Linked DNA regions of Mus musculus: regions 1 and 3 are each linked to region 2. A link is a loop called in an ENCODE intact Hi-C map of the cell type or tissue named here. Cell type or tissue: left cerebral cortex. All regions are shown on one strand.

The links. Peaks named below come from ENCODE experiments on the same cell type or tissue, not always from the same donor. Only the 100,000 strongest peaks of a DNase experiment are listed, where the experiment ranks them.
Region 1: it touches region 2 in a loop (5-fold over the local background); 14 of 42 quality-filtered maps call a loop at or near these places.
Region 3: it touches region 2 in a loop (5-fold over the local background); 37 of 42 quality-filtered maps call a loop at or near these places.

What each region holds. Positions count from the first base shown.
Region 1 is chr8:57,482,365-57,490,364 of GRCm38, forward strand. It overlaps Sap30 (sin3 associated polypeptide), which reads right to left and starts at 5,496. Exons shown (of 4, transcript NM_021788.2): 1 at 4,888-5,496; 2 at 3,146-3,271; 3 at 2,678-2,776; 4 at 338-686. The coding sequence starts at 5,202. The coding sequence ends at 564. It overlaps 2500002B13Rik (RIKEN cDNA 2500002B13 gene), which reads left to right and starts at 5,599. Exons shown (of 4, transcript NR_126553.1): 1 at 5,599-5,829; 2 at 7,976-8,000. In left cerebral cortex, a CTCF peak has its summit at 4,274; DNase peaks (open chromatin) are centred at 4,291, 4,677, 4,945, 5,546 and 2 more places; H3K4me3 peaks cover 3,161 bases; H3K27ac peaks cover 1,673 bases.
Region 2 is chr8:57,425,276-57,433,275 of GRCm38, forward strand. No RefSeq gene overlaps it. Among named protein-coding and RNA genes, the nearest start is that of Gm34099, 26 kb to the left of the region's middle. In left cerebral cortex, CTCF peaks have their summits at 995 (motif pointing left) and 4,114 (motif pointing right); DNase peaks (open chromatin) are centred at 967, 2,542, 4,121 and 5,783.
Region 3 is chr8:57,795,812-57,803,811 of GRCm38, forward strand. All of the region lies in intron 10 of Galntl6 (UDP-N-acetyl-alpha-D-galactosamine:polypeptide N-acetylgalactosaminyltransferase-like 6), which reads right to left. It overlaps Gm2921 (predicted gene 2921), which reads left to right and starts at 4,057. Exons shown (of 2, transcript NR_165835.1): 1 at 4,057-4,374; 2 at 6,654-7,097. In left cerebral cortex, CTCF peaks have their summits at 4,129 and 4,804 (motif pointing left); DNase peaks (open chromatin) are centred at 4,238 and 4,768; H3K4me3 peaks cover 647 bases; H3K27ac peaks cover 1,060 bases.

The DNA of each region.
Region 1 (8,000 bases), 57 kb after region 2:
CTAGCCTGGTGGCGGTGGTGCATGCCTCTAACCCCAGCATTCAGGAGGCAGAGGCAGGAGGATCTCTGAGTGTGAGGCCAATCTGGTGTGCAGAGTGAATTCCAGGGCATCCAGGGTTACACGGAGAAACAAAACAAAACAAAAACAAGAATGCTTAATTGCAAATCAAATCCACCTAGGGAAGGTGAGGGGGTCATGTCTGTCATTCCTGCTTTACCTTTAATTACTTGGAATTTGTAAGAAAAGCTTACAAAATGACCTTTATCTGAAATCTTAATACCAGTCCCAAAAAGTTTAACACAAAAACAAAGTTTCATAAAATAAACAGGCTGAAGCAGCTATAATAGTAATAACCTTTATTTAAAATATGTGTAATCTAGGAAGCTCAGTTTATGAGTTTCCAACTAATTATTAGAATCAAAAATGACAACAACATTAAAAAAAAAAAAAAAGTCAAAGTAAATCCTCGGTAGAAAAAATACACAAGAACATTTCTACATCTGAAAACCAGTAAACATTCTTTCCAGGCAGACATCTATGGGCTAGTGTGAACAGCATCTCTCCTAGTGAACACCACTGTCGGCCTTGAGATCCGATTTGTTCTTGTCGTTCCTCACTGAGTAGATGAAACATGTTAAGGTGTCTTTTTCGTTCACTGGAATAGACTTAAAGTGGCAACCAACTATCTACAAATTAAAAAAAATGGACAAATTAAAGGTTAGATGTAGCAGATGCTGTGAGCTGAGTAAGATACAACTTTGCCAAAGTGCTGTGTGACCACAAGATACTTTTAAAGATTAATCTGTCTTAACAAAATATTAACAAGCTCCAAAGCACATAAAAACAAGATATTATAAACAAAAGACAGCCTGACTTCAAAGGATCCGTTAGTCTCCACAATTAATACACTCTTTGAGTATTTTACCCCCTTTGGTCTACTTAATTAATGTGCACTTGTTATAAGTATTTTCCTTTTAAACTTTAGTTTGCAAACTACATATTCTTAAACATTAAATATTAATGAAATAAAACAAAAAAACTAATGTCCATCATATGAGGGAGGGCTTAGACTGTATTCATAGAAAAAGAGTAATATAAGGAAAAAAAATTCTTGGTAACAAACTGTACCATAAATACCATTGGTACAACTGATATTAACTCTTAAGTTTCTTGTAAATTTTTTATGAATAAAATTTAAGAATGGAAACCTCAAGGAGCTAGAAGGATGTTGGACTGTTTTCCTGTCTTTTACTGCACAGTTCTAACATGTACATCAGAATAAACAGATAAGAAACTGAGCTGCTAATACTACGCATGCTCAGACTCAAGACTGCCTTTTTCTAGAATCCACTGAACTACAACTGGTTTATAAGACCTGATTTTAAGAGCTTGAGATTTAGCCGGGCAGTGGTGTCGCACACTTTTAATCCCAGCACTTGGGAGGCAGAGGCAGGTGGGTTTCTGAGTTAGAGGCCAGCCTGGTCTACAAAGTGAGTTCCAGGACAGTCAGGGCTAAACAGAAAAAGCCTGTCTTGGAAAACAAAACAAAATAAAACAAAACAAAAAAAGAGCTTGAGATTTGAGTTCTATATTTAAATACAACTTTGTATCAATTCTTGGCTATTTGTTATAGAATAGGGATAATTACACTAGTGTCTATTATATTTTCATTATAGTAGGGAATGTCTATATATATGTACTGTGCAGCAGAAAAAGGATGATAGCTTTGAAATAAATTTAAAGAAAAATAGTTTTGTTGCCTAGGCAAGAAATATAGAAGAAAATTTGGCTAGTTAGCATACTGAATTTTAATGTTATAGAGCTTTCTAAAAAAATTCTAACTCATATTTATCATTTATTTATACACATTGGAAATGTAGGCTAACTACTAATGTCATGCTGAAGAATATAAGAACACTCACATAAATATATATGTGTTGATGCATACATACATATTTTGATCTGTCTACTCAGTGGAAATGTTTGCTTTAGATATAAAGTATAATTATTTAAATCTGTATTTTAAAAGTTCACAGATTTTTGTGGCTTTATTACTTCAACACACACACAAAACTAGCTTCCAAAACATACCAAAGGAACTGAAGTCCCATACCAAGCAAACTTTAACTTTAACATAAAGCCTTATTTTTGTTCTTTCTCTTGATGTAAAGAAAGTATCCTTTACTTAAAAACAACTACTAACAAAGGCAAGTGTATCTCAAAGTAAAATTAGAAAGCAAGGGAAATCCTGTTTCAGGGCTCACCTGCAGAAACTTTGAAAATTACATTCTAACAAATACTTGTAAGCTTATTTATTTTCCATCCCTCAATGGAAATATTCCATTTATATTCCAATCCACATGTATAGTCCATCCCTTTAAAACAAGATTCTAGAACAATGATTAAAAAATTCTCATTGCTTACTCTGAAAAATCAACATTAAAAGACACTGTATATACTCTGAATGTAATCCACTGAGCACTCACTGGAGAGCTTTCCTAGGTGGCAGATAGATGTTTCTAAACAACTACATTCCACAATACACCTATTAACTTTTACTTTACTACATGCAATATACTATTTAATATACTACATTCATCTATTTCATCATCACTTAATGATACCTTGTTGGTGTGAACAGGATTGTTTAAACAGTATAAAGCTTATTTATATATACCTCAACAAGTTGTGCTTTATTTAGACCTGGTCTGGTTGGAAGCTTGAAGTGTCTTTTGTATCTTCTAAGTGTATTTACTTGTAATTGGTACAAATCAACCTAGAAAAAAAAAATAGATGAGTTAGTTCACTCTGTTGAAAAGATATCATTGATCTGTATTATGACACTTCACACAATGACTTCATTTACACACTCAGACCTGTACTTTATTAAACAGTTCCATCTTTGGGGGATACATATTGTAAACTTCCGGAGAAACAAAAGAGGAAGTTGTATGTCAAGAGCTGTAAGAATGTCGTCTGAGATTTAATATTAGTATAAATACATCTTCACTGACTGTATATAACTTTTGAGATTTTTCAGATGCTTTAAACAGTTAAAGAAGAGCTCAAATATTTACAGAATGGTGTTGGGATTGCCAGCATGCTTATGATTTACATATAACATGGGGAAAAGCCTGCCATCTACCTCTGGAGTGTCGATGTCCTGAACAGGCGAGTCTCCCCCATCATCATCGCTTCCTTTCCTCTTCCTTCTGTTCCGAACGCTCTGAATTAAGTTCTTATGATAGTCACAAATGTAAAGATGCCTTGCCTGTAAAGGAAAAATTTTCAAAGACTGTGAGTCCAGAAAAACTGCAGCTAAGTATTAGTAAAATGCATAGGCCCAGGTGGCTGACTAAAAATCATCTTAACAGGCCACTGTTCAGAAGATGCAATGTTTCTTTCCACTATTAAAATGTTGTAACATTAGCAATCTGGCGATACTGTTAAGGAAATGGGGGAGGGGAGGAATTGGAAGCGGTGGGCGGGCGGGTAGTATCTTGGAGAAGGCAGGCAGGCAGGAAAGGAAGAAAAATTCCAATTCTCTGGGTCTTGTCATCAAATTGCAGGGAAGGTGACCTAAATAAGTTAGCTCCTGCTGATTTTAACTTAAAAGGGAGAGGTGGCATTGCCCACAAATTTGTCCTTGTATTTTCTCTAGCTTGAGAGCAGCATTATATTACTCGTAGGTACATGCTTTCTGATTGATCTGTTAGATAGTGAAATTCTACAGGTACAAAGTATGCATTTCTTTACAAATGCAACATTGAATTCATATCCTATGTTTAAATTTGAACCCTAAGGTTTCTTTTTAAGGATTAAGCGAATATATTTCTCTGTATTTTGTGTTTTCAATTAAAGCAAATTATTCATGTTCTCTTGCAAAGTTTCTCATGGACCCTACTGAGAAACCTGCCTAAACAGAATCACAAATAAACTTTTCAAAAAAATTAATTACTCGGGGATTTGAGAGCTGTATATACAGTGGACTAGGAAATACTGAGCTGATTGACACTCTCCCCCCCCCCCCTTTTAAGGCTACAATTAAAGGCCGAATGAACAGGCTTTTAAATTGACTTCTAAGCTAAGGGTAAGTTAAAAATATACAGGATGTCTGGAGGTTCTGTATCTTGTTCTTCCTTTGCCATCAGTCAGAGCTCTGAAAAGTAGCAATGGAATTCTCTGAAACCTCATAGCTGGCCAAAACAGCAGACGTGCATAAAGACAGAAAAAGAAATCCCGATGGCTGCCGAGAGGGCTGTAAAACCGCAGAGGCTTATTTGCAGCCTTGGTTCGGAGCAGCTGCCCGAAGAGCTGACACCGCAAACAACGTTTACAATCATCTATCTCCCTGTAAGGCAACTGGTGAGCTCAGCTTGCTTGTCTGTGTTCAAGAGAAAGAGAACAACGAGGAGGAAAGAAAAAAAGAAAAGACAAAAAGGAAAAAAAGAGAGAGAGAGAGAATTGTGGGGTCCAGCCAGACTCTACTTTCCCTAGAGGAGCGAAGCTGCTCCCTAGGGCAGACACCGGCTCTGGCAGCAAAACAAAGGCGCCTCCATTCCAGAAGGGACTGCCCGGCTGCGAGAAAACTACTCCGGGCCCTCGGTGCTGCGGTCCCCTTTGTTTCGTTTCCAGATCGCAGCAAAGGAGGAAGAGGGAAGCCTGGCGTGGGAGACACGCGAGGCAGCGGGAGTCCGGGCGAGGGGCGGAGGAGCCCCGCACCACTGCGCGAGCGCGCGCTGGGGAAGGTGGCCGGAGTTGCAGGGACTTTGTTTCAATCAGAGAACCACTAATCCCACCTGCAACCCAATCCCCGAGACTCGTGAACCCCGCCAACCATCCGGCGAGGCACGCAGGATAGGGCAGGGCGGTCCCTGGGCCACTTACACTCTTATCCAGCTCGATCTTCACCTTCTTCTGAGAGATGCTCTTCTGGATCCTTTTGCTGAAGCTGGCGTTGCCTGCCGCGCGCCCGCACCGCTCACCGTCCTCCCGCAAACAACAGAGTTGCCCAGGGCCGGGACCGGCCGCTCCAGGTGGCCCAGAAGCTGACACTGCACCGGCACCGGGTACCTCTGCCCCACCGCCGGCTGCGTTCCCATTCCCCGCCGAGGCGGCGGCAGCCGCAGCAGCGACCACCGCGGCCACGGCGGCGGCCGCGTCCCCGCCTCGGCTCATCTCCTCCGGAGTGAAGCCGTTCATGTCTGCCAGTTCGGGGGCGCCGGCGCCGCTACAGAGCCCCGCTCGCCGCGCCGCTCCGCCTCCTTCCCCTGGGCGGCCGTTCACTCCGCACCCCAAGTCTGGTGGCGGCACGGTCCGACGCCCAGAGTCCAGGGCCGGCCGGTCTGTCGGTGCTGGAATAGCTACCAGGTCCTGTGACTGTGATCAGGAGTGAAGTGGCGCCTAGAAAGGAGACCCCACTCACTGTCACATGGAGACTTCAGCAGTTGGACCGCAGCTCCTCCGCCTCCTTCTCAACCCCAGAACCTGCGCGAGGGAGACGCCCCTCCTCTGGCCCCGCCCCACACCTGCCGCGCGGCCCCACGGGAATGGTAGTTCTTGATCGAGGAGCTAACTTGCGCTCTGTTCTGATTACGTGCGGGACCAGCGGGACAAACTACTCATCCCAGCATGCGTCGCGTGGCGAGCCACCCCTAGTTTTTTTTTTTTTCCATTCCAAGCACCGGGCAAGTCTGACTGTGAGGTCAGGCTTTTACCGTGTTTTCTCGCCTCTATTCTCTCCTGCGAGCAAGGGCTGGTTTTAGCTCCTCTTGTTTCGCAAAGTTAGTGTTCAGACCGCCAGCTGACTCCTGGGAAGAAGCATTAATGGTGTGTGTGTGTGGGGGGGTGGGGGGTGGGGGGGGGTAGTAAGAATTAAGTGAGAAAAAGTTTACGGGCTGTTTGGTATTTATTGAAAGAAAACTCGGGATACCTAGCGCTCTTTAGGCGGAGAGTCCTTCATCTCCATCTCCATACCGCAGCTGACTTCTAGAGCGTGGCAGGTCCTTGGCATACTCGTGTGCCGACGGGTTGGCAGGCATCGGGCTGCTTGTCGCCTCTACTGCCACTTGGATTCCTTTCAAACGGATCTAAGAGGGTTTAAGACCATTTAAAGGAAGCACACTAGTATCACGTCTGCAGACTACTCATCAAAACTTAGCCCTGGCTGTAGGGGACGAGGATCGAGAAACCTCTTTTCTTGAGTCATATGCATGCGTACATGTGTGCTTGTGTGTGCCGCGGGTGTGTGTGTGGGGGGGGGGGGGGTTGCGCGCGTGCGCGCCTGGGTACGTGTTTGTGCTCGCGTAATGTGTATTTTTGCCTGTGCCTGTGGTGGGCGGGGTGGAAGAATGGGCGTGGCCATGCCAACCCTGAACCTCTGATAATTATTAGACTTAAGCTTAAGCAAAAATAATTTATTTCAAGTGGAAGAGTTTTGAGAAAGCCTGTTTTAGATTCAACCAATTCAGTGACGATTATATATATATATATATATAATCGTCACAGAGGTCATGAAAAACTTAGGCCCAAGCTTTCACACCTTTAATCCAAAGAGACAAAGCCAAGCAGATTTCATTGTTCAAGACCAGCTTGGAACAGAGCAAGTTCCAAATAGAGAAAAGTTTAAATCCAGTCATGGTAGAACATGCCTTTAATGCCAGCATTAATGATACAGAGCCACACATATCTCTGAGTTCAAGGTCAATATTCAGAGCAAGTTCCAGGACAGCTAAGCTTAGGCTGGGAAGGAGTTGGAAAACATAAAGTTGGTAATAGAATAAGAAGGGGCCACATTCCAGCCTCAGCAAGTAGCAGAACTCAGGTGCTCCGGCTATGTGGCTGGCTTTAGAGTCAAGAATAGAAGGCACCACTAGGACAATTGATGCTGGCTAGCTGGAGCTAAGAAATTAGCAGTGATTACGAAGAGATCAATACCACAGAGGTGAAATCGTCTGGGAGTTGTTTTCTGAAGGCAAAAGAAGCTGTGTTTCCGAGATACCCAAGTTTGTACCCTGTACTGCAGCTGTACTTGGTAATGTATAAGTGTCACCCAAGTGGTAGTGGTTTTGAAGGTATGAAGGGGTCATGAAGAGCAGCTGTGAGAGGCCAGGGAAGACCATTGGTGAAAGTGCAGCCTCAGTTGTTGATGGGTTAGGACTGAAGAGGTTATGCAAAGGATTTGAGGCGTGGCACCATGAAGAGAGCCTATGAGAGGTGAAACTTAGTTGCAGCTGAAGGCCCCTAACATATTGGAGATGCCAGTACCATAGAATGATCACCAAGAACAACAGCAACAGTGGAGTGGAGTCAATCTGCTACAGAGAATGCTACAGAGGGCAGAGCTGGAGAAGTGACACAAGCCCTTTGGAAGAGCCCAGAAGATCATGTGTGGATCCTAGATACTGGAACAAGAAGCGGTAATGTTTAAGTTGCCTTGGAGACTCCAAGATGTTCAAAAATGCCAGAGCCATGGGTTATCTGCTGAGGAAAGCTGCTAACAGGGAGTGGAACCAACCCAGGAGAAAGAAATTTGTTGCAGTCAACAAAGATGTAGAAGGAGTTAGAGATTTGGCTTTTTGACATCAGACTAGGAGATGCAGGCTTTGGAGTTTGCCCTGCTGGTTTCCAGTCTTGCTTTGGGGGTTACAGTTAAGTGAGTGGATGAATCTCAGAAGAGACTTTGAACTTTGGACTTTTAACATTCTTGAGACTGCTGTTGACTGTGGGGACTTTGGAATGTGGACTAAAAGCACTCTTTTATTATGCTATGTCTAGGTGTGGCCCCCATAGACTCCTTTGTTTAAATAAGCCTATGGGAGCCAGGGAGCTGACTGTATTGTTTTGTATATTCTTGACCCTGGGAGTGGCCATAGTGGGAGCCCTGGGAGTGGCCATAGTGGGAGGTGTGGCCTTGTTGGAGTAGGTGTGTCACTGTGGGCTTTTGCTTAAAGACCCTCATTCTATCTTCCTCCAGGAATTTCCTCCAGTATTTTCATAGC
Region 2 (8,000 bases):
AACAAGCCACACTCTAGACAGAGTCGTGGGCTGTGACCCTCGGTTCACCATTTATTTTACTGTTGTTGTAAAAAGGAAGAGAAAAATGTCAGTGAAGTATTCTAGTGTTAACAAGATATATTAACTACTGTTGTTTATTACCAAGACCAAAAAACAAAATCTAAACTAATAAACAATAACAACAAACTAACAAATAATAACCCGTGGAAGGAGTGATTTATTTTGGCTCAAGGTTACATACAGTCTATCATGACATGTAGGCATAGTGGCAGGAGCCTGAGACAGATGGTTACAGCCCAAGGCAAGGCACAATGGACACTGGTGACCTACACACTCCCTCCTTTTTATTCAGTCCTGGGCATGAGCCTATGGAATGGTACCCCCAGTTTGCAAGCAGATTAACCTATCTCAGTTGAAGCTCTCTGCAAACACCCTCATAGACACGGCCAAAGGTATGTCTCCTAGGTAAGTCTACATCTGGGCAAGCTAACAACCAATATTAACCACCAAGTCTGTTATATCCACACAGAGTCACACATGCACAAACTTGGGTAGGAAATGTTTGCTAAGATAGGTAAATAGCTTTACAATTACTTATTGCCTCCTCTGGTTGTTTTATTGAATATAACTTTTATTTATGAGCAATAATTTATACAATTGTGGATAGCCTTAAAGTCTATTTCTAGTCCAGCTTACAGAAATAAAATTTATATCTCCTTCCTTCCTTCCTTCCTTCCTTCCTTCCTTTCTTCCTTCCTTCTTTCTTTCTTTTCTACTTGAGTTCCAAGACCAGGTCATGTATAGAGGGGAAGCCAATTTGAGGTATCTGTTGCCAGGTAATGCCTTTCATGATCCATGCCAATTGTGACTGCCCAGTCCATACAGATCAAGAGACACCTAGAATGAACAGACTCTTGTGTAAACACAGATATGAAATGATTTGCCATCGACAATGTTTTAAAACTCAGCTCTGACCTCTACTGGCCACGTTATTAAAATACCACAGCAAGCATCCAGAAATGGTCTTTTATTTCATTCAGTCTTTTTTTTTTTTTTTTTTAAAGATTTGTGTATTATTATAGATACACTGTTGCTGTCTTCAGGCACACCAGAAGAGGGCATTAGATTTCATTACAGGTGGTTGTGAGCCACCACGTGGTTGCTGGGATTTGAACTCAGGACCTTCAGAAGGGCAGTCAGTGCTCTTACCCGTTGAGCTATCTCACCAGCCCCATTCGATCATTTTTAATTTAAAAAATTTTTCTTTTGATATCTATTCGTCTTAGGTTAGCATACATAGTTCATAACATGCATAGTTTCATTGTGATATTTTAAAATATACATGTCAGTGTACTTTGTACTTAATTACTCCCCTCCCACAATGACATGACCCATATTCCTGGCCCCTCCCTGGATGGTTCCCCTCTTTCCCCAGGTAGTGCCCCCTCGTGTATTCACTTAAATGCTTTGTATCAAAAATAAATAGATAGATAGATAGATAGATAGATAGATAGATAGATAGATAGATAAATAATTTATTATGAATACTTTTTATCTCTCACATTTTATAAATAGGGATTATAGTGGAAAAATGTTTTCTATCTTAAAATTTGCTAGGAGAAACATGCTGCAAACATTAAAAAGCTTAATGCCAAGTACAGCTGTTCTCTATCCTGTGTGTGTGGGGTCAAATATCAGATATCCTGCATATCAGAGATTTATATTATGATACATAACAGTAGCAAAATTACACTTATGAAGTAGCAATGAAAATAATTTTCTGGTTGGGGGGGTCACCACAACATGAGTAACTGTATTAAAGGGTCACCAGCATTAGCAAAGTTGAGAACCACTGTCCTACTATATTAGAGGGTAGAAAGTGCTTCATACACTTTATTTTTGGTTTCTTTGAGACGGGATGTCATGTAACCCAGGCTGTCCCTGAATTTCTGATTCCCCCACCTGCACCCCCAAGAGCTGGGACTACAAGCATGCACCACTACATTTGACTTAATATGTGATTTTTACAAAGATAAAAAGAAGGGCCATAAAGAGAATGAGGGAGTAACAATCTTAACAATGTGATCTCCCTCCCCCTGCCTCCCCCTCTCCCTCCCGTTTCTCCCTTTCCCGGTCCCCCTTCCCCCACCACTTCCCTTCTCCCCCTCTCTTCTTTTTCCCCATATCACAAATTAATTAAATAACACATTCTAGAGGCAATACCCTTTTTCTCTGGTAGTTTCTGCAGGTTTTGGAATCAGCCAGACTTGTGTTCCAACTCTGTCAGCCTTCGTCACAGAAAACAACCAAAACAAAACAAAATATCATCGACAACAGCAAAGAACATAAAACAAACAAACAAAAAGTCCCAAGTCCTCCGTAGCTTAAAAAGCAAACGTTTGTACAAAACCACATTGAGATAGCACCTCCCAGGCATCAAGATGACTCATAAAAGAAACACATAATGGGTCAGTAAGGATGTGGTGAGCTTTGCTGGTGGGAGACGAGCTGTTGTAGAAAGCACCAACATAAGAACAGAGTTACCATATGATCTGGCAATCCCATCTCTCGATGGAATCGGAAGCGGGGACTTGAAGTGAGTTCTGCATAGCTAGGCTCACAGCAATGTTGCTGAGAGTTACTCACAGGAGGAAACAACCTACATGTGAAAGCATACACAAAACACAGTAGATACACAGCACAGTATGATTCTACATCAAATATACAACAGTATGAAGGAACTTAGAGGACATTGCACTAGACAAATCAATCACAAGAAGAGAACGGCTATGTAAGTCACGGCGTGAGAACCGTTACATTGATAGAGGCCGTCGTGATGAAGACGGTGCCCCAAAGGTGCTAGAGGTGAGGAGAAACAGGAAGTTTCTGTTCAATGCATACAGAATTTCCGTGTCACAGGATGAAATGATAAGAAAATTCGGTGGCGATGGGTGCACAAGATAAATGCATTTTGCACCAAGCTGTACGCTTAAAAATTGATAAGATGATAGATTTTTATGTGTATACATTTTTACCACATTTAAAGCCTTTTAAACATTAGAAAAATAGAAGTGGCTGGAAAACATTAAAAACAAAGGTGTAGGGACTGCAGAGATGGCTCACTGGTTGCCTTTCCAGAAGATCTGGGTTCAGTTCCCAGACCCAACCCAATCAGCCAACAACCTCCAGTTCCAGGTGATCTGGTCCCTCTTTTGCCTTCCTCGGGCACTGCACGCAGATGATGCCCAGACACGCATGCAGGCAAAACACCCATACATGTAAAATAAATAAAATAAGATCTCAAGCAACAATATTTAAAAGACACAAAAAACATCTATTCATCTCATGAGCTGACCATAGATAGGTCAGCTGTGACTGATAAGCTCAACTCCTCTGTTAGGGATTAGTTCAGTGACCCATGTCATCTTCCAGGAGCTGGAGCTGAGGGAGGAGGCTTTGTGCTTTGGTAGAGACCGTCAGTGGTAAGGCAGACCTAATTGAAGTCACTCAGGCACATATTCATTCAAAGCACACCCTACTGACCAAAGAAAGCCCCATTGGTCAAGACAAAGAAGCTATTGGAAGCCCAGAAGTATGTCTTTTGCATACACAGGAAAGGGGAGCAAAGGCTGGGGAGGATGAATAATTTAGAATCAATAATTCAATAAAAATTGAATGAGTCACCCCCTGCCTTGCAATTTTCATGATCTGTGCCGATTACCAGTAGCAAATTATTTATACTGCAATTCACACATGTCAAGAGACACATAGAGTAAACAGATCCTGTGTAGATACAGGGGAAAAAGCAGTTGGCTGTCCAGGAAATGTTATTTGTCCACCTGTGAAACAGCAGTAAGGACAAGGATATTCTTCAGAAATTCACTTCGACTCAATTCTTTTGTAGGCTTAAAGAACAGTCGGGACCTGAAATTCAAGAAATATAGCGTAAGCTACTGTTCTTGAGCTATTTTACTACGACTTGAGTCCTGCATAAAATCAGACAGCTGTCTAAAACACCGCCGTGGTTCTTTCCCGTGGTAAAACATAGCCAATAGGTTAAAGTATTTATTAAAGGCATATTTCCCGCCTCTAAAGCTGCTTTTCAGTACAAACAGCAGGTGGCGCTCGACAACAACTTAAGATTGGAATTCCAAGGTTATTTTCACTTCCTGTTCCTTTATAAAGCAGAACTACAGCCTGTAATAAAAAAATAAAATAAAGTAAAAAAAAACAAACAACAGCATAAACCAAGGTGAGAACCTGAGTCTTTATGACCTTGCATCAAAAGGGAGGGCCCAAGAAGCCTGGTGAGTGACCGGAATTTCTAAAGTTTGTCTTTGAAACTTGGAAATCGCTTTCCTTCTGAGCCCAAGGTGTGAGGCTGTAAGAGCAGCGCGCTGTCGAGGGAGGGTATATCTACCTGCCATGCATGGGAGCAAGAGTGGCTGACAAGGGGAGATTCGCTCAGGAAGCTCTGATACTAACTCAGGTTGTTCACATCCTAGGGCCGAGGATGGAAGATGACTGTAGTAAGCAGATGAACGGATAATTTAGCACGCATTTAAGAGAGAGAGAGAGAGAGAGACAGAGACAGAGACAGAGACAGAGAGACAGAGAGACAGAGAGACAGAGAGACAGAGAGACAGAGAGAGACAGAGAGAGACAGAGAGAGACAGAGACAGAGAGAGAGTTAGTTGATGCTCCAGGCAAGGCCTCGGGGGTGGAGTGGCCAGTGGTGGACTGGGAAAGCACCCTGTCCGAGGCAAAGGGGAAGGGGGAGGGGTAAAGAACTCTGAGATGGGGAGGGGAGCAACATTTGGTATGTAAATAAATTAAATAAAGAATAGGGCTGGAGAGATGGCTCAGCGGTGAGCACTTCCAGAAGTCCTGAGTTCAATTCCCAGCAACCACATGGTGGCTCACAACCATCTGTAATGGGATCCGATGTCCTCTTCGGGTGTGTCTAACAAGAGTGACAGTGTACTCACATACAAGAAATAAGTAAATAAATCTTAAAAAAGAAGAAGAAGAAGAAGAAGAAGAAGAAGAAGAAGAAGAAGAAGAAGAAGAAGAAGAAGAAGAAGAAGAAGAAGAAGAAGAAGAAGAAGAGAAGGGAAGGGAAGGGAAGGGAAGGGAAGGGAAGGGAAGGGAAGGGAAGGGAAGGGAAGGGAAGGGAAGGGAAGGGAAGGGAAGGGAAGGGAAGGGAAGGGAAGGGAAGGGAAGGAAGGAAGGAAGGAAGGAAGGAAGAAAGAAAGAAAGAAAGAAAGAAAGAAAGAAAGAAAAGAAAAATATTTTGAAAAAGAAGTTTATTTGTGACCTGGAGGAGGGGGTAGAGGCAGATATGGGAGGGGACCAGAGAAGGACAAAAGGAGAGGAGACAGGAGGGAAGAAAGAAGGCTGTCCAGGAACACATAGAGAAGGGGGGCAGGGAGGGGGGAGGAAGAGTAGATGGAGAAAGAGAGAGACAGAGACTGAGAGACAGAGAAAGACAGGCAGAGAGATTTAGCAGGCTTTTAAACAAGAAAGCCTCGAATGATAGAACCCATTATGAATTATTCTGGGTAGCTCAGCCCACGAACAGGGCAGAGTTGTCCGGTGGCGGTCTGCTGTTGTTCCTGCACGTCTTGTTCGCACTGAGAAGACACCAAGAGTGCATCTGCCTGTTTAGCTCGTTGACTACCCTCTGGCGCTTAAATACGAATCTAAGAAAAGGTCTTGTAGGCACTCGGCTGCTGTGGAGAACCGAGGAGTGATCCAAATGACTAACTGTGACTATCAGCCCGTCTCAGTGGCCTGAGAGACAAATGTTCTCTTACTCATCTTTCATAAATGTGCTCATTGAATGTAGGTCAGCTGTGACTCGTGGGCTCAGTTGAGCTGAATGTTCTCAGGAAAACGTTTCTCTTGCAGCAGTTTGTTGGTGGTATTTTAAAGTATTACGGCAGCCTTCTTGCATGCCACGAGATGATATAATGGAAAGAGCAATGGCTTCAAAAGACACATTATTAGAATTTAGCTCTTAAGTATGATCTCCATGTTTCTACACAGACCTTACCAGAAGAGAATCCCTTTGTTTTCAATTTATAGTGTTCTCCGTTACCCGCAGCCAGTAACCTGATTTCCCTGACCCTCTGTCTTCTCCATAGTGTAAGAGAAAGAAAACATATTACAAACTCCGAACGAGAATTCAAGGCAGAGGAGCTGCTGCATCTTCAATAAGATGTCATCAGAGGCTGGAGAGATGGCTCAGCAGTTAAGAGCACTGGCTGCTCTTCTGAAGGTCCTGAGTTCAAATCCCAGCAACCACATGGTGACTCACAACCATCTCTACCAGGATCTGATGCTCTCTTCTGGTGTGTCTGAAGATAGCTACAGCATATTCATAAATAAGTAATTTTTTTAAGATGTCATCAGAAGGGACTGGCTGGTGAATTGACTCAGTGAATATGCATGGACAAGTGCAAGGATATGAGTTCAGATCCACAGAACCCAGGCAAAGCCAGACTCAGCAGCTGTGGTGGTTTGATTAAGAATAGGCCCCACCGTCCGGGCGTGATGGCGCACGCCTTTAATCCCAGAACTCGGGAGGCAGAGGCAGGCGGATTTCTGAGTTCAAGGCCAGCCTGGTCTACAAAGTGAGTTCCAGGACAGCCAGGGCTACACAGAGAAACCCTGTCTCGAAACAACAACAACAGAAAAAAGAATGGCCCCCACTGGCTCATACATTTGAATGCTTAGTCACTGGGGAGTGGAACTGTTTGAAAGGATTAGAACAGTGCTTCTCAGCCTTCCTGATGCTGTGACCTTTTAATACGGTTCCTCATGTTGCATTGCCCCCCAACCATAAAATTATTTTATTGCGACTTAATAACTATAATTTTGCTACTGTTATAAATAGTAATGTAAATATCTGATATGCAGAATATCTGATATGTCAACTCCCCAAGGGTCGAGACCCATAGGTTGAGAACTGCTAGATTAGAAGGATAAGGAGGTATGACATTGTTGAAGGAAGTTTATGTGTGTAAGGAGTGAGGCTTCAAAATCCTATGCCACACCCATTTTTTCTCTGCCTGCTGCCTGCAAGTCAGGGTATAAAGTAGACCTCTCAGCTATTTCTCCAGCACCACATCTGCCTGTCGTGATGATAATGATCTAAGCCCCCGAGACAGTAAGCAAATCCCCCAATTAAACACTGTCTTTCGTAAGAATTGCTTTGGCCAAGGTGTCTTTTCACAGCAATAGAAAGAGTAACCAACTAACCGGGCTCAGCCTTGGAATTCCAACAGTCTCATGATGAGCTGGGAGGTGGAGAATGAGCTGAGTCCAGTTAGCCTTATGTGCACGATAAGCAAGAACCTTGCTGTTCTCCATCAAGGTAGGTGAGCCACGACACCCGAGGTTGTCCTCCGACCTCCAACCTGCTCTGAGGCCCTACACGCAGTGATAAAAGGTCATAAAAAAAGATTCCCACATCCTTCTCTTCAAACTTTAAAGTTCTCTTTAAACTTCTCTAAAGCTTAAAGAACAGGGTGTTTTTATGTGAATCTTCCGTCTACATTTCAAAGGTGATGTCTTTGGTGATCTGTGGCCATGCTTTGTAACCAATGGCGAGCTCTTGCGGTATGATCTTAGAGAAGGAAATCTGCTGAGCTGAAGTACAGCCCAAGTCAGGAACCCAAGAAGGAAAGGAGAAGAATCAGTTACACAATGGGGTCCAGTTGCTCCATCTCTACCCAGCTGGAAGCTTGTGTCACAACAGGTCAGCCACAGCCCCACGAGCAATAAACATCCTGAGTTGCAAGCCTCGTCTTACCATGTCACTTTCATAAATCTCAGTTGCAGAGGGCAATTCTATTTTGTTTATGAAGTGAGTTATGAAGAGATTTATCATCACAATTAGCACATTTGTCAAGTCTCTAATGTAGGGAAGGGGGATGTTAACATATGATTCTAATGTGTCTGTTTTGCATATGAAGAGATCATCCACTCCTTTCAAG
Region 3 (8,000 bases), 370 kb after region 2:
ACCTCGCAATGTGTTAACCGAACAAACAGTGATCCTGTTGAGAAAGAACATTTTCTTGAGTTACTTGAGCCGAGCGTCATTTATAGGGTACGCCAGAAAAAGACCTTTTTCTAGAGATTTAAAAAAAATGTTCTTGTGGACTGAGGGGTTCGTAAGTTCTCTTAAATCCTTCACACAGCAGAAGTATCTATTTGAGCTGTTCCTGACCTAATTGGAACGCGCTATATCCGTGACTTTGTGCTCCTTTGTTGTAACCAACTTGTCTGCACCCTTTCCTCTGTCTGTTCAACATGGGTGCTGCCCAGGATTCTTTCTCTGTCCTGGTTGGCCTTAAGTTCTCCCAGGCCAGTTTTCACCCATATGCTCAAAACCCAGTGACCATGTCATGTCTAGTTCCTGGCAGGATCTCACAACTGTGTGTCTCCTAGATGACTTAAATTCAACGTATCAGACTACACTCACTGGCTCTTCATTTCTTGGAGCTCCTGTTCTCCTTTAACTTGTTTTAGTTGGTGGTAATGTCATCGATCTTGTCAGCCAGGGAGCCTTTGAACTTTTGCCTCCTTTACTTTCCTCATCTAATTACTTCTCAAGTCTTGCCACCGTCCCGTGTCTTCGGCGGTGCGGAGGATTGAGCTCTGTACCCCGCACACGTGGCTGTACCACTTCTTGCGTTTCTGGAATTAGTTTCATCCTCCCGATGTGCACCTTGTTGTCAGCATCTCTTGTCTAGACCAGTGCAATAACCTGCTTCTTTCCCCTCATTCTGGCCCCTGAACGCGCGCGTGCACGCGTGCTCGTGATATTTCAGAGGTCAGTTTAACGATACCTTTAGGTATTGCTCTTCAGGCCTTGAACACTTCTGTTTTAAAGACAAGGTGCCTTGCTGCCTGGAACTTGCAATGTCGACTGCCTTGGCAGCCAGCGAGCTCTAGGGAATCTTTTCTGTTCCACACTTCCTCAGTGCTGGGATTAAAAGTGTGTGCGTACTGGGGCCGGAGAGATGGCTCAGCCGTTCTTCCAGAGGTCCTGAGTTCAATTCCTAGCAACCACATGGTGGCTCACCACCACCTGTAATGGAATTTGATGCCCTCTTCTGGTGTGTCTGAAGACAGCTAAAGTGTACTCATATAAATAACATAAATAAATCTTTTAAAAAAAGGAACGCATACAAAAAACAAAGCAAACAAACAACAAACAAACAAACAAACAAAATTGTGTGTACCACCAAACCTGGGTTATGAAGTGGATTCTGGGCCTTGAGCACAGGGTCTTTATTCTTGCAAGGAAAGCTCCTTCCTTGAGCTGTGTCCCCAGCCCCTGCCAGCCTCCCTGTTCCTGTTGCCCACACTCCTAGCCAACAGAGAAGTCTGTCTGGGGTGCCTGTCTACTTAGGTCGTCTGTCAGGCTGCAATCTTACAGTGATTTTACTCCTCAGTGCAGGCGCCCAGTAGCCCACGCAGCTGTCTTGTCTGAACTGCTGCTGCGTCTTCCGCCTCTCTTTCTCAGTCCGTCATGACTGTCCACTGTGGGTCCACATCCCTCATTGGACTCATGACTGTCCACTGTGGGTCCATGTCCCTCATTGGACATGAGATCCTAGATGGCAGAGCATGTCCTTTTAAAACTCACTTCCCAGCACCCACAAACGTTGATGGTAAGTATAGATGCTCGATAAAATTTATGTTCAGTATGTGTGACACGTGCTAGTTATTTCAACAGAAAATTGAAATGACTGTCAAGATAAATGAGTTAGTTTTAGTCTTCTTTTTTTTAAAGAACTGGGACCTACTGGCCTTCAACTCACTATGCAGCCGGGTAGACCTTAAACTCTACATCCTGCTTCAGTTTCCCTAGGGCTGAGATTGTAGGCATGCGCTCTGCCTGGTTTGAATCAAGAAGTCCTGATCGATTTACCTGGTTCTCTTCTGTCTTTTTGCTCTGTGTGTGTTTTAGGCTCTGTTTATTTGCTTGTTTTTTTGTTTTGAAGAAAAGATTTATTTTGGCTCACATTGGAGGAAAGACTCAATTATTGTAGAGAAGGTGTGAGCTGGAGTGTCTGTCAGGTTGCTGTGCTGATTGCATCTATGGTCAGAAAAGGAGCTTTCGACTGACAGGGAAGACCCACCAGGATTGTGGGTGGTACCATTCTATAGTCTGGGACCATAGACTGTATAAAAAGGAAACAAAGGAAGAAAATAGCAGGCACCAGGGTTCTTTCCTTCCCTCTTCTTGATGGCAGATTCAGTGTGGCTAACCATCTCACATCCAGTCAGCAGGGCTATAACCCACGGCCTTCTCACTCAGTATTTCCCTCCCCAGTGAAGCCTCTCAGGAAAAGCCACTCTGCCAAGGCCCCAGGTGTGTGTCCTGGACGATTCGAAACGCAGTCATGTTGACAATGAAAATTAATCATCAAAGAGGCCAACAAGACTTTGTCATTTACTCGTCTAACTTTCGGGGAGGAAAGGGTTCCTTTGGCTTATAGTTTCCCGTTCATTGTCAAGGATGAGGGAGGGAGTCAAGGCAGGAGCTTGAGCATGGGAGCTGAAGCAGAGACCGTGGAGGAACAGTGCCTTCTGCCTTGCTTCTGGCTTGCACGCTTTTTCTCTTCCTTCCTTTCTTCTTCTTCCTCCTCCTCTTCTCCTTAGTTCTTCAAGGGTTTCATATAATATGTTTTTGTCATATTCACCCCTCCTTCAGCTCTTCCTAAATCCCCCCCCCCCAGATATTCTTCCACTGGAGAGAATGATCATTTACCAGGGACTCTATCACACTGTCTCTCTCTGTGGCAAGGGACCGAGGACTGCACCCAGCTCCCCGCTCCAGGTCTTAGCTTTTATATACTCAGACGCCTAAAGATGGAAGGGGTTGTAAATCCCCACCTAGCACAGACCTTCACTGACTTCTGCCTCAAATATCTCGGCTTCCTATATTCCATTTTCTCCTATTTTCCATGAAATGGATCAGTTTAAGCCCCAAAGAATACCCGAATGTCAGCAAATTTGTCTCTTAGACCTCATCTATTCTTATAATTATATCTGGGTGAACTTAGGCAACTTTTGTTTCCGCTTTCTAGGTTTGTTATTGTAAGGTAATGATCTTCCTTACATCCGTAGATTGATTGCTAGAGGGGAATTTTCATAAGGTATTCTGCACTCTTCTTGTTATTATTACCTGATGACTGCAATCCTGGGCCCCGAGCGATAAATCTTCAAATTATACCAATTGCTTTCTTTTTCTGAACCTTCCAATAACAATTTTTTTTCTCTCTTATGTCTTTGAAATGCTTCCGGTCGCCATTTATCTTAGCCAACAGTCATGTCACACCAATCCCCCATTAGGCACATTTTTACCACAGTAGAAACAAGTTCATATCGTGGAAGAACTTACTGTCACATTCACAATCTGCTCCCCAGTCCTGGGTCACAGTTTTACTAACTGCAAGGGTCTAGGTTTTCTTAACAGAAGTGCTTGATATTTAAAAAGAAAAAACAAACAAAAAAAACCCCCTCAAATTATTAGTTTAAAAGTAAATGGTTGTCATTTTTTTCCTATTTCTTCTTTTGAGTGATACTTTAAAATATAGATTTTGAGCCATGATCTGTTTCTTTGCTTTCTTATGCATGTGGTGGGTGTAACCTTGTCCAAGTCTGTATTGTATTATATATTATATTATATTATATTATACTATACTATACAAATAAACTCTCTATATTGGAGCTGCAAATACACTTATCTTAATCTGGCATCCTGATGAGACAATTGAAAAACAGCTTTTTCTCTCTGTGGGAAGTTATATTTTATTTCCTTGTTATGTAGTTTGCAGGAATCTGAGTTATAAGATGTTTCTTCCTACAGTTGGTACCCATCAGAATGCTGGGTCCTGGCAGTGGGGTTGTTTATCCCCAAAGAAAGGCACAAATTCGTTCTTTCTCTGCATGCATTGACTTCTGTTTGCCTTTGTCCCCCTCCAGGTCTTGGAAAGAGGAAAAAATCTGTCAGTTTCCTCAGCAGGACAGAAAGGGCTGCGAAGCTTCCTCCCTGCAAGAGCCCAGTGCCTGCTGCTGGGCCTGTGGAGAGAAGAGGCAAACTAGGCCAGGCAGAGCACGCCTCCTCTCTTCCGCCCCTGCCCCCCGCGCTGTACTCATAATGCAGGCTGGGGAGGAGCCTTCCAGATCTTACGTTCTTATTTGAATCTATTTTTGTTTTTCTTTCTTGATCCCTAGAGGAAACTGGAAGCCAGTACACAAAGCTAGAACGATATCAAACAGCTCAGCGGATGACCCCGGAAGGATGAATCATACGCCTGTTTCCCACACAGAAGCCGGATTAGTCCTGGCTAGAGCACGGCAGAAGGTTTTCCTTATAAAGGTATGCTTCAGTGGACCCCGCTTTGTTGCCTTTTTAACAAGTGTGTTTGCTCATTCATTCCGTCACTTTTGACAGCGTTGGAATTAAAATGAATATCCACATTTCCATGGCCCGATGTACTTCTCTTCCAGGAGCTTAAATCTAAATGTAAAAGAGCGAATTATAACTTACAAGTCTTTAAGCACAATGTTGAATAAGCCTTATGTTAATTACTGTAAAATGAATTTGCCTTTACCAAGTCAGTGTACAGTGACACATGTTTCAAACAGGATCCAAGTCTCTCCTCCCTGCAACGTCTAATCTCCTTCTAGCTCCATCTTTAGGCTCTCCTGTGACTGGAAATCTTGGTAAAGAGCTGTAACTACAGGGATTTCCCCCCCTCTCCTGCCTGTGTTGTTTTCTTCTTGTCTAGTGCTGCCCTCTGGTGGCCATTTCTTAATCTACATGCCATATATTCTTTTTCTTCAGTTTAGCCTAAGGTAAATGAACAATCAATAAAAATATGCAGTATACTTCAGTTTGTTCGTATTCGTTTTCAGCTGTCAAATAAAAAATTCAGGCTGGGGCACATGTCATTCTGGAATTTTCCTGCTTAGAAGTATTAAACCTGGTTTAGATATTAGGACTCATATTTATCTAAATTTATTTCCTGTTTGGACTGAAAAGACGATATGAACTTAGTTCAAGAAGCAATGTTTTCAAAAAAAAAGAAAGAAAGAAAGAAAAGAGAAGAAAAGAAAAGAAAAGAAAAAAGAAAAAAAAAAAAAAAGAAAAGCCGGGCGTGGTGGCGCACGCCTTTAATCCTAGCACTCGAGAGGCATTAATTTCAGCACTCAGGAGTCAGAGGCAGGCGGATTTCTGAGTTCCAGGACAGCCAGGGCTACACAGAGAAACCCTGTCTCGAAAAAAACAAAACAAAACAAAAAACAAAACAAAACAAAACAAAACAAAAAAGAAGCAATGCTTTTTTTTTCTTATGACACCTCTCCTTAATTTTAGAGACTGTTCTTCCTCAGTGCTCCAAATGCTAGCTTCACTGACAGACTCTTAAGCCTTCTTGCCTGCCCTCAGGCTGGAGTCCGGGCTGTTTGTTGGAAGTTCTGGCCAATACTACTCCTCTGCAGGCTGGCAACACCCCAGCGATGTTAGAGGAAGATCCAGAGGAAGAGGAAGCCATTGAGTTCCCCCTGATATTTGGTAATTATTGCCACATCTGAGAGCCACAGAACCTTCTGGTAATTGTCCATACTGCAGGATATCCTGAAGTGAACAAGAACCGGAAGTTAATGATTATGCTGGAAATGGACCAACGCAACCATGTCACAGCAACCTGGAACCTGAGAGTGTGATGTGTGTGTGTGCATTCATGTGCATGCCTGTGTGTGTGTGTGTGTGTGTGTGTACATGTGTGTGAAGACAGGGAAGTAGAGCGACGACACTGACTTCCTGTGGGGGTTGATGTTATATCTCAGGCATCCTTTCTTCTCAGAGAACCCATATAGGATTGGGGATTGTTGCCCCTATTTAATGATACAGAACCTCCAGCCTGGAAGAATTGAACAGTTTCACCAGGCTGATGGTTTAAAGTGAAGTCCATCTTTTAAAAACACATTGGATAGATGACTAGCAAGAGCGTGGTGTTAGAGGGGGTTGGCATTATCTGGTGAGATTAATCCTTGACTGGGGTTTGAACTTGCGGCTTTTCTGGCACCCTAGCACCCTGACTGTAATTCAGGATGGAGGAGGGGCAAGAAGAGAGAGTGGGGCAGGGGGAGAGAAGGCTACTTGAACAACTCCTTAAGGACCTTAGGTTGGGAAGGGTCATTGCTCAGTAGTTCATTTTGGTCAACATCCTTTTGTGTGGAATTCGTATGTAAGGTAAAGCGTCTTTCCAAAGCACACGCGTGCTCCAACTGAGCCTATTCCTGGTCAGTGTGTACAAGAGACTTGTGAGGGGTTTGGCTGTGCCAACAGGCTGCTTGCATACTTTCTTGTTGTTTTCCCAAGACAGCTATTATGGTCTATTCGGAGAAATTCGGAACACTGTCAGGGCATAGTGCCTGGACTGTGGGTTTCTCCTTCTGCAGAGAAAAGTAAGATGGGAAAAACCTTAGCTGTACTTACCAGTTATGTTTCTTTGTAACTATGACAACAGCTGTCAATTCTTGTTAAATCTGCGTGATATACCCTATAGCTCTCTAATTGAAATATTTCATTCTTCAAAATTGAAAACCCAAAGGGGCATTGAAGACCTAAACACTATCATTTCTCTATCACAGGTAATACAATTTAAGGAGCGACCCTTTTACAAAGACTTCCAAGTTCTAGGTTGGATTCGAATCCACACTTTCCTTAAATGTAGCTGCACTGAAAGTGCCTTTCAATCAAAACAATGCATTGTCTGAAAACATCTTCTGAAGTGTACGTTGGGGGTGCTGTGCTGGTTTGTATAAGCTCGGCCTAGGGTGTGGAACTATTAGAAGGTGTGGCCCTGTTGGAGTAGGTGTGGCCTTGTTGGAGTAGCCATGACACTCTGGATGTGGGCTTTAAGACCCTCGACTTAGCTGCCTGGAAGTCAGTCTTCCACTAGCAGCCTTCAAATGAAGATGCAGAACTCTCAGCGCCTCCTGCACCTTGACGATGCCCTGTTCCTGCCTTGATGATAATGGACGGAACCTCTGAACCTGTAAGCTGGCCCTAATTAAATGTTGTCCTTTATAAGACTTGCCTTGGTCATGGTGTCTGTTCACAGCAGTAAAACCCTAACTAAGACAGGTGCTGCTGCCTCAGATGTCCTTCACCTTCATGATTAAAAACCACACTCACAACAGGAGGGCCATGAATTACCTTTAATACAAAGCCAGGAGGAAAAATTAAAGTTAACTGAAGTCTCAAACACAAGACAGGTTTTTTGTTGTTGTTGTTGTTTTAGTTTGTTTTGTTTTGTTTTGTTTTTTTGATGAGTTACCTAGCCTTTCCGGGCTCATTGTCTTGAAAACTTCCACTGTGGGGAAGGCAGTAAGATTACATCACATTGATCAATTTTATCACCTCCTTTATTAAAAAATTAGTTTTACGAGTTAGTGTGCAAGGGGCTCAGTGGTCAAGAGGTCTTTTTGAACATTCACGAGGACCAGTTAGGAACTCCAGAGCCATGCACAGACCTGTGCCTGTGACCCCAGCTCTGAGGAAGTGAGATGGAGAGAGCAGAATGCTAGGTTCTACTGGTTTCCAGCCTAGGAAGAAAATGCAAGCCCCAGAATCAGGGTGAGACTCTCAGAAGAATAACTGCCTCTATGCATAGTCTCTTTGCATGTGCATAGAGTGTGCATGCACATAAACACATGTACATACAAACAAAGGTTAGCACACAGAATAATGGGCTTCATTGTAGCATTTCTGAACATGCTTTGTCTTTTATTTGTCTGCACTCTCGCTCCTCTCGCTCATGGTTTTAGCTTCTTATTACTGGTCACCCCTGTCCTTGCAAGAGCTGCTATTTTGCTTTCATGTCATATGCACACACACAGAGGACAACCTCAAGCGTTCTTCCTCAGCTGCTGTCTACCTCTCCCTTAGAGGGTCTTCCTGGCCTAGAACTCACCATGTAAGCCAGGGTACTTGGC